Regions from separate parts of the Homo sapiens genome. Here region 1 is linked to region 2. Evidence: read pairs that join two places in POLR2A ChIA-PET (ENCODE). Cell type or tissue: IMR-90. All regions are shown on one strand.

Region 1 (4,000 bases), 200 kb before region 2:
CTCTGGGCTGAGTTTCAGATCCACTTCCCTGGGCTGGCCACATGAGTGTTTTGGAAATGCCTTTTCTAGTATCCCCTGGGCTGCCCTCTCAGTCCCCACACCCAGGGCTGCAGCCGAGGCAGGAGGAAGCAGTACTTGCCGTGGTTGACCCACATGACCCTGCAGTGTGATATCTGGCCTAACTTCTGAACTAGAAGCAGGACCTTCTCTGGGTTGACCGGGTATCTTCACTGGTGACTGTTTTGTCCCCAGCGAGGGAGAAAGCAAGGACTTCTGGGTTTGGGGAGAGCTCGTGAACCATGTTGCAGTTTGTCCCCGCTTGTCCTCATTGGGGGCTGGTAGATTGGCAGAAGAGTTTGGGTTTGGGCCGAGAGCTCACCTGGGTCTGGACTGGATGCTCCCCATTGCTCTGGGAAAAGGTAAGGTGCTCTCTAAGCCTTTCCTGCTATGAATGGCTTTGCTTCTTTGTTTGGCTTGGTGGATTGTTGCACAGGCCTCCAGCAGGGCTCCCAACTTCTGCCTTACTTCTCGCCCCCACACAACAGCCAGAGTGCCCTTTTGATTCTAACTCAGGCCTGAATCCTCCCTGGCCTCTGTCCCCTGCTGTCTTCTGTCCCCGTCTTCCCTCCAGGCATGTCATCCTCCGTGCACACTCCTACCTCTGGGCCAGTGCTTGGAATCCCCTTCCTGCAGGTGGCCTCATGGCTCACTCTCTCACATTAGGCCTCCCCTGTCCATCCGCACAGCATAGCAAACCACTCCCCTCCTGCACCTCTCTTCTCCCCTCATTTATCGCTCTCTGAAGCATTTGCCACCACCTGACATATTATGGTATACTTGTTAGTTTCTGGTCTTTGCCCATGAGAGCAGGACATTCTCCTCTGTTGCACCCTTAGTGCCTAGAACTCGCACCTGGTATGCAGTAGGTGCTCAATACTTATTGAATGAATGAATTGACAGTGTATTTGAATTAATTGACAGTGTATTTGCTGGGAGGCTGGAAACCCTAGTTCTGTCATTGGCTGGCTAGATGACCTTGAACCTAGCTGTGGGCCTGGGAGAGCTGTTAGCCTCTGGCAAATCAGGAGGCTAGGACTTGGTGGTTCCTGCAGGCTCTACAAGTCTTAGATTTCAAGTCTTCTCTGTCCCCCCACACAAGTCTGATTGCATATGAACTGGATTCATTGCCATGTGGGTGACACTGAGCGCCCACTGGTTCTGTTTGAGGGTCAGACCCAGAAACCATTGAGATGTATGGAGCAGAGTGTGACCCACTGGGAGCCCTTGGCCTTGGCAGTCTGCTCCTCAGGGGAAGGGCTTCTCTGAAGGCCAGAGCATCTGATGACGGAGACTTCAGAAGCAGCATGCAGGTGCCCACAGGTGTGTGCCTACTGTGCCACTCCTGGAAGCTTGGTTGATCTCAGGCCTCCCAGGGCCCCGTCATCTCCTTACCTGATCAGGTGCTACTCTGGCTATGGGGTGATGGTTAAAAGTATGAACCTCAAAGTCAGACCTGGCTTGGGTCCCACTTTAGCACTCCTGAGCCATGTGACCTTGGGCAGATTACTTAAACTCTCTGAGCTCTAGTTTCTTCATCTGTAAAGTGGGGAGCATAACTTCACAGGGTCCCAGTGAGGATTTGATGAGAAAGTACACAGGAACTGCTTAGCCTGGTACCTGGCCCATCCAGGTACAGTAGTACAGTAACTATCTGTAGATAGTACAGTAACTATCTACATAGTACAGTAACTATCTGTACATAGCACAGTAACTATCTGTACTTTGGATGTTGCTAACAGTAGTTTATTAATTAGGGCAGTGTCTGGCACATAGTAAGCCTTCAAAAGATGGTAGCTATTTTTCTGTCCCCTGGCAGCAGTTATTTACCGGGTACGTCCTTGGTGCCAGGTGCTGTGCAGTGTGCTGGAAATATAAAGCTGAACAAGAGAACATAGTCTATACCCACAGAGGAGCTTATGTTTTTTTATGTTTGTTTGTTGTTGTTGTTGTTGTTGTTGTTGTTGAGATAGAGTTTTGCTCTTGTTGCCTAGGCTGGAGTGCAATGGCACGATCTCGGCTCACTGCAACCTCTGCCTCCCGGGTTCAAGTGATTCTCCTGTCTCAGCCTCCTGAGTAGCTGGGATTACAGGCACATGCTACCACACCCTGCTAATTTTTCTGTTTTTATTAGAGATGGGGTTTCATCTTATTGGTCAGGCTGGTCTCGAACTCCTGACCTCAGGTATCCGCCCACCTCAGCCTCCCAAAGTGCTGGGATTGCAGGCGTGAGCCACTGCGCCTGGCCAAGCTTATGTTTTAGTGAGAGAAAAATAGCCATCACATAGACAAGTAGCTGAAATCTATACTAAATGTTATACAGGAAAGAAAGAGCATTGAAGTTCACTGTGTACAGAGTTGTCAAGGTAGGTCCTTCTGAGGAGGGAAGAGGAATCTGAGAAAAGGAACAGCAAGTGCAAAGGCCCTGAGGTAGGAGAGAGCCAGGCTTGTTATAGGAACTGTCATGGGCTATTGTGATGGGAGGAGCAGGAGCAAGACGAGAGTTTTGTAGAATGAGGCTGAAGTCCTCAGTAGGGCCCAGATCATGCCTGGCCTAGAAGGCCATGGTAGGGAGTTTGGATTGTATTCAAACTATATGGAAAGCAATTGGGAGGTTTTAAGCAGGGAAATGACATGATCTGATTGACATTTCCAAAAGTGGCTCTGGCTTCTGGGTGGACAGTGAGGTGACAACAGAGAGGATTGGCCATAGAGAGAGAGCCCTGATAGCTTCACTATCATGAAGCCATTCTCCCACCAGTGTCCAGAACTTCTAGAATGTTCTAGCCCTAAGATGGAGGAGGGAGCTTGAAGAGGGCTGTGGTAGGCAGCCTCCCTGGGGGACAGAGGCATGACCATTCAGCAGGCACAGGCTATTCTCTGAGGCAGCCAGGGTCAGGGGGTCTGAAAGCACTGCCTTGGGGATACCTGCCTACCTTGGGTCACAGTGACAGTGGCTGGACCATGCAGTTCCCCCAGCCCTCTACTCATTCTTCAGGTTGGAGCTTAGGATTGTCTCCTTCAGGTTGCCTTTCCTGACTGTGCTACTGCGTTCCCCTCCCCCACTAGAGCACACATCACCCTGTGTGGCAATTCCCTGTTTACATGTCTTGTTTTCCCCACTAGACCATAAGCCACAAGGGGGAGGGACTCTTGTCTTATCCGTCGTCATTATTCCTGCTGCTTATTGAAGGTGTTGCCTGCCACAGAGAAGACCTCAGTAAATATTTGTGGACTGAGTGAGTGAATGAATGAGTGAATGAACACTGCAGGATGGTTTGTCTCAGGTGACAGTCCACTAGTGTCTGCCTGAAGCTCTGTGTGTAGAGGGATTCTCTGGATGCAGAGGTTAGGAGTGCTGGGATCTATTGGACACATCTGCCATGTGCTCTGGAGGAAAGTATATCACAAGGATCAATTAGTGATGTCTGTTCCCGGTACTTATTGGGGAGTGGCTGCACTCATCAAGGAGCTGTGCCTCTGCCTCAGAGCGAGGCTGTATTCAAGATTTTGGTGGTGGTTGTTGGAATGACAGCGCCTGCCACGTGCTGTAGCCCTGTGCCGCAGGGAGCCCTTGGGGTGTCTGCTGATCTCTCTCCATCTCTCGTTCTAGCTGTCCCTACCTGGCTCGCAAGCTGACCCTTGCCATCCCCATCATCGCTGCCATCCTCTTCTTCTTCGTCATGAGCTGCCTGCTGCAGACAAGCTTCACCGACCCTGGGATCCTGCCCCGGGCCACTGTCTGTGAAGCAGCCGCCCTGGAGAAACAGATCGGTGAGGTTTCTACTCCCAGCTGAAGCTGGGTCTCCATAGCTCCACATTCCCTGACTTGGGAGGAGGCCTGGTTTTCTCTTCCAAAACTATACTAGGAACTGGGGATGCAGTCGTGAGCAAGGCAGGCTGGAGCTGACACTGGCACAGAGGGAGACAGATGATCAACAAG
Region 2 (4,000 bases):
GTGGAGAAGGAAGGTGGAAGAGAGAGGGACACCAGAGAAAGCAGACGAGGCCCTGAGAGAGAATCTGCAGGGCCAGAGGCTGGAGTCTGAAGACCAAGATAGGCACAGAAGCCTGAGCTGTCCCTGGCACGATGTGAGCAGGGCAGATGTTCCAATCTCCCTTCCCTCAGGTGTGGAGCGGCTCATGAAGCCCCTCCCTGTCTAGAAGCTGGTTCGGCCCATCTGATCCGACCCTGCAGGGAGGCAGGCAGAGGTGAGTGGTGAGAAAGCCCATTTCACAGGTGAAGAAACTGAGGCTCAGGAAGGTGGCGATTTGCGTCTCTATCTCATCTCGCCTGCCAGGGTAGAAGCTCCTCAGATTCAAGCGCCATTTAGTTCCTGCTTCTGTTTCCTCAGAGCCATGCTGTTGATTGAAAACAGGAGTGAGTGTTCCTCAGTGGGTTCCCAGCCCCAGCAGGCCTCACGCCCCCTTTTGTAACAAGTATCTTGCAATGCCCCTTTCCTATAATGGAATACAATTCATAGATTATGTGGTCTATTTATACACTACTAATTTTTTTTTTTTTTTGAGATGGAGTTTCACTCTTATTCACTCTTATTGTCCAGGCTGGTGTGCAATGGCGTGATCTTGGCTCACTGCAACCCCTTCCTCCCGGGTTCAAGTGATTCTCCTGCCTCAGCCTCCCAAGTAGCTAGGATTACAGGCATGTGACACCACGCCTGGCTAATTTTTTTCTTTTGTTTTGTTTTGTTTTTTTTTAAGATGGAGTCTCACTCTGTCGCCCAGGCTGGAGTGCAGTGGCGTGATCTCGGCTCACTGCAAGCTCCGCCTCCTGGGTTCACGCCATTCTCCTGCCTCAGCCTCTCGAGTAGCTAGGACTACAGACGCCCACCACCATGCCCGGCTAATTTTTTTTGTATTTTTAGTAGAGGAGACGGGTTTCACTATGTTAGCCAGGATGGTCTTGATCTCCTGATCTTGTGATCCGTCCGCCTCGGCCTCCCAAAGTGCTGGGATTACAGGCGTGAGCCACCGCGCCTGGCCGACGCCTGGCTAATTTTTGTATTTTTAGTAGAGACGGGGTTTCACCATGTTGGCTACGCTGGTCTTAAACTCCTGACCTCAGGTGCGCCTCGGCCTCCCAAAGTGCTAGGATTACAGGCGTGAGCCACTGCGCCCAGCCTATTTATTTATTTATTTTGAGACAGAGCCTCGCTCTGTTGCCCAGTCTAGAGTGTAGTGGCTCAATCAAGGGTTACTGCAACCTCTGCCTCCTGGGCTGAATCTATTCTCCCACCTCAGCCTCACCAGTAGCTGAGACTACAGGTGCACGCCACCACACCTGGCTAATTTTTTTTTTTTTTTTTTTTTTTTTGTAGAGACTGGGTCTCACAGTGTTGCCCAGGCTGGTCTTGAATTCCTGGGCTCAAGTGATCCGCCCTCCTCGGCCTCCCAAAGTGCTGGGATTACAAGCATGAGCCACCGTGCCTGGCCTTGGCCTTGTCTGTCTTTTTTTTTTTTTTTTTTTTTTTTTTTGAGACGGAGTCTTGCTCTGTCACCAGGCTGGAGTGCAGTGGCGCGATCTCGGCTCACTGCAACCTCTGCCTCCTGGGTTCAAGCGATCCTCCCTGCCTCAGCCTCCCGAGTAGCTAGGACTACAGGCGCACGCCACCAAGCCCAGCTATTTTTTTTTTTTTTTTTTTTTTTTTGGTATTTTTAGTAGAGACGGGGTTTCACCACGTTGGCCAGGGTGGTCTCCATCTCTTGGCCTCGTGATCAGCCGGCCTCGGCCTCCCGAAGTGCTGGGATTACAGTCGTGAGCCACCGCGTCTTTTTAAACCTGTAAATACTCAGGCCTACTCTTGTAGAAAAAAGGCTTCTCAAATTTGAAAGTGCCCGGGAGCCACCTGGGGCACATTCCTTGGAATGTGCAGGTTCTGAGTCAGCAAGTCTGGGGCTAGACCTGAGAGCCTGCATTTCTAACCTGCTCCCAGGTGGTGCCCAGTTGTTGCTCCTCAAGCTGGGAAAAGATGACCTTGGCTGCAGATCTGAGGGGCTGCGAAGCCCAGGGCGTCCAGTTCCCGAGGTGCCCTTCCGCCCAGAGCCGCCCTCTCCCCAGACCCCAGTGAGGGTCAGCCCTCTCCCAGGCCTGCCCTGATCGCTGCCCAGGGAAGCGCCCGCCCTGCCGCAGCCGCCCAGTCTGATTCCTGGCATCCACGTGGCAGGGCGCCCGCTGCAGCGACAGCAGTTCCCACGGGAGGAGTCGCACCGGGAATGGGCCGCGGGGGAGGGAGAGAGTGGGAGGGAGTGAGGCCCCGGGAATTGTCCTCTGAAGGGGCGGCGCATGGGCGTCCCCCGCCCTGCTAGCCCCATCTCCTTCCCTGTCCCTGCTTGGGTGAGTAAATCCCTAGTGCTTTGATTCGCTTGCCCCTCCTTCCGTCTCTCCCCACTTCCTCCTCGCTCGCTCGTTCCCTCTGCCTTCAATCTGAGCTGGGCCCTTGCAGTGAGGAGCCCACGGTTACCTGGCTGTTCCCTGCCCGCCACCTCCCTCCAGGTGGGAGGCTTATGGAGGGCTATTGCTGATCTGGGCAGGGCAGGGGCCGTGGTTCCTGGGGAGGACGGAGGAGGTCTCCCACCGTGAGAACGAGGCCAGGCTAATCTGCTCGCCCGGCGCCGCTGGAAGGCAAAACATGAGCCCCTAACAACAACAACAACTGTCCTTCCCTCCCAGGAGGACTGCACTCTGCAGTTTACAGGACACTTCTCTTGCCACTGTCATGTTTTATCCTCATAAACTCGGTGTTCTTGCCATTTGACAGATGGCAAAACTGAGGCCCAGAGAGGCCAAGTCACTAGGACAAGGTGCTAGAGCTCAGAGGACATTCCAGGACCTGAACCTGATATGCCATACATGTTTTAGGAGAAGCTTTCTGGGTCTTCTGGGCCTGGATTATCCAGGAATACCATTCCAACCCTTGAACGTGGGGCTCTAAATTTCCATCAGGATCCTTTTTTTTTTTTTGAGACAGTCTCCCTTTGTTGCCCAGGCTGGAGTTCAGTGGCGCGATCTCGGCTCACGGCAACCTCCGCCTCCCAGGTTCTAAGAGATTCTCCTGACTCAGCCTCTGGAGTAGCTGGGATAACAGGTGTGCACCACCTCGCCCGGCTGCTTTTGTATTTTTTTTTTTTTTTTTTTTTGAGAGAAGTCTCGCTGTTATCCCGCAGGTTTGAGTGCAATGGCTCTATCTCAGCTAACTGCAACCTCCGCCTCCTGGGTTCTAACGATTCTCCTGCCTCTGCCTCCCAAGTAGCTGGGATTAAGTCGCCTGCCACCACGCCCGGCTAATTTTTGTATATTTTAGTAGAGACGGGGTTTCACCATGTTGGCCAGGCTGGTCTTGAACTCCTGACCTCAGGTGATCCGCCCGCCTCGGCCTCCCAAAGTGCTGGGATTACAGGTGTGAGCCACTGCGCCTGGCCTGCTTTTGTGTTTTTAATAGAGACAGGGTTTCGCCATGTTAGCCAGGCTGGTCTCAAACAACTGACCTCAAGTGATCCACCCGCCTCGGCCTCCCAAAGTGCTGGGATTACAGGCATGAGCCACCCCGCCTGGCCACCATCAGGATCCTTAACTTCGAATACCAGAGCTGGAAGTCTAAACCATTATACAGAGGGGGAAGCTCAGGCCCACCGAGGGGAAGGGTCTTGCCCAAGCTCAGAAGCCAGATAAGGTTCTGACCCCCACTCCTTAGGGTCTCAGATGAAGTTTCTGAGCCTTTCACAGCTCCCTGTCTTTCCTGCTTGAGCAACTGGGGCCTGTGTTTGGGTACCGTGGGAGGGAGGGGTTAGGGCAAGAATACTCCAAATCAAAGCACCCGCCCAGCAGGGAAGGGGAGAAGTTTTAGTGCCTCTGAAAATACACTTTGCCTTTATGCTTTATTTCCTAAGACAGATATGTGTCACTAACGCAAGGAGATGATAGTGGGTTTTAACTTGCTT

What was found. ChIA-PET counts read pairs that join two places held together with the same protein. Peaks named below come from ENCODE experiments on the same cell type or tissue, not always from the same donor. Only the 100,000 strongest peaks of a DNase experiment are listed, where the experiment ranks them.
Region 1: POLR2A ChIA-PET joins it to region 2 with 8 read pairs; 3 of 35 experiments call an interaction of 5 or more read pairs at or near these places.

Annotation. Positions count from the first base shown.
Region 1 is chr1:26,828,777-26,832,776 of GRCh38, forward strand. It overlaps ZDHHC18 (zDHHC palmitoyltransferase 18), which reads left to right. Exons shown (of 8, transcript NM_032283.3): 2 at 3,671-3,831. Among named protein-coding and RNA genes, the nearest start is that of ZDHHC18, 4.1 kb to the left of the region's middle. In IMR-90, no CTCF peak of the experiment used is centred here; no DNase peak of the experiment used is centred here.
Region 2 is chr1:27,029,434-27,033,433 of GRCh38, forward strand. LOC101928391 (a long non-coding RNA gene) reads left to right here and starts at 2,325. Exons shown (of 8, transcript XR_007065559.1): 1 at 2,325-2,396. In IMR-90, no CTCF peak of the experiment used is centred here; a DNase peak (open chromatin) is centred at 2,348; H3K27ac peaks cover 216 bases.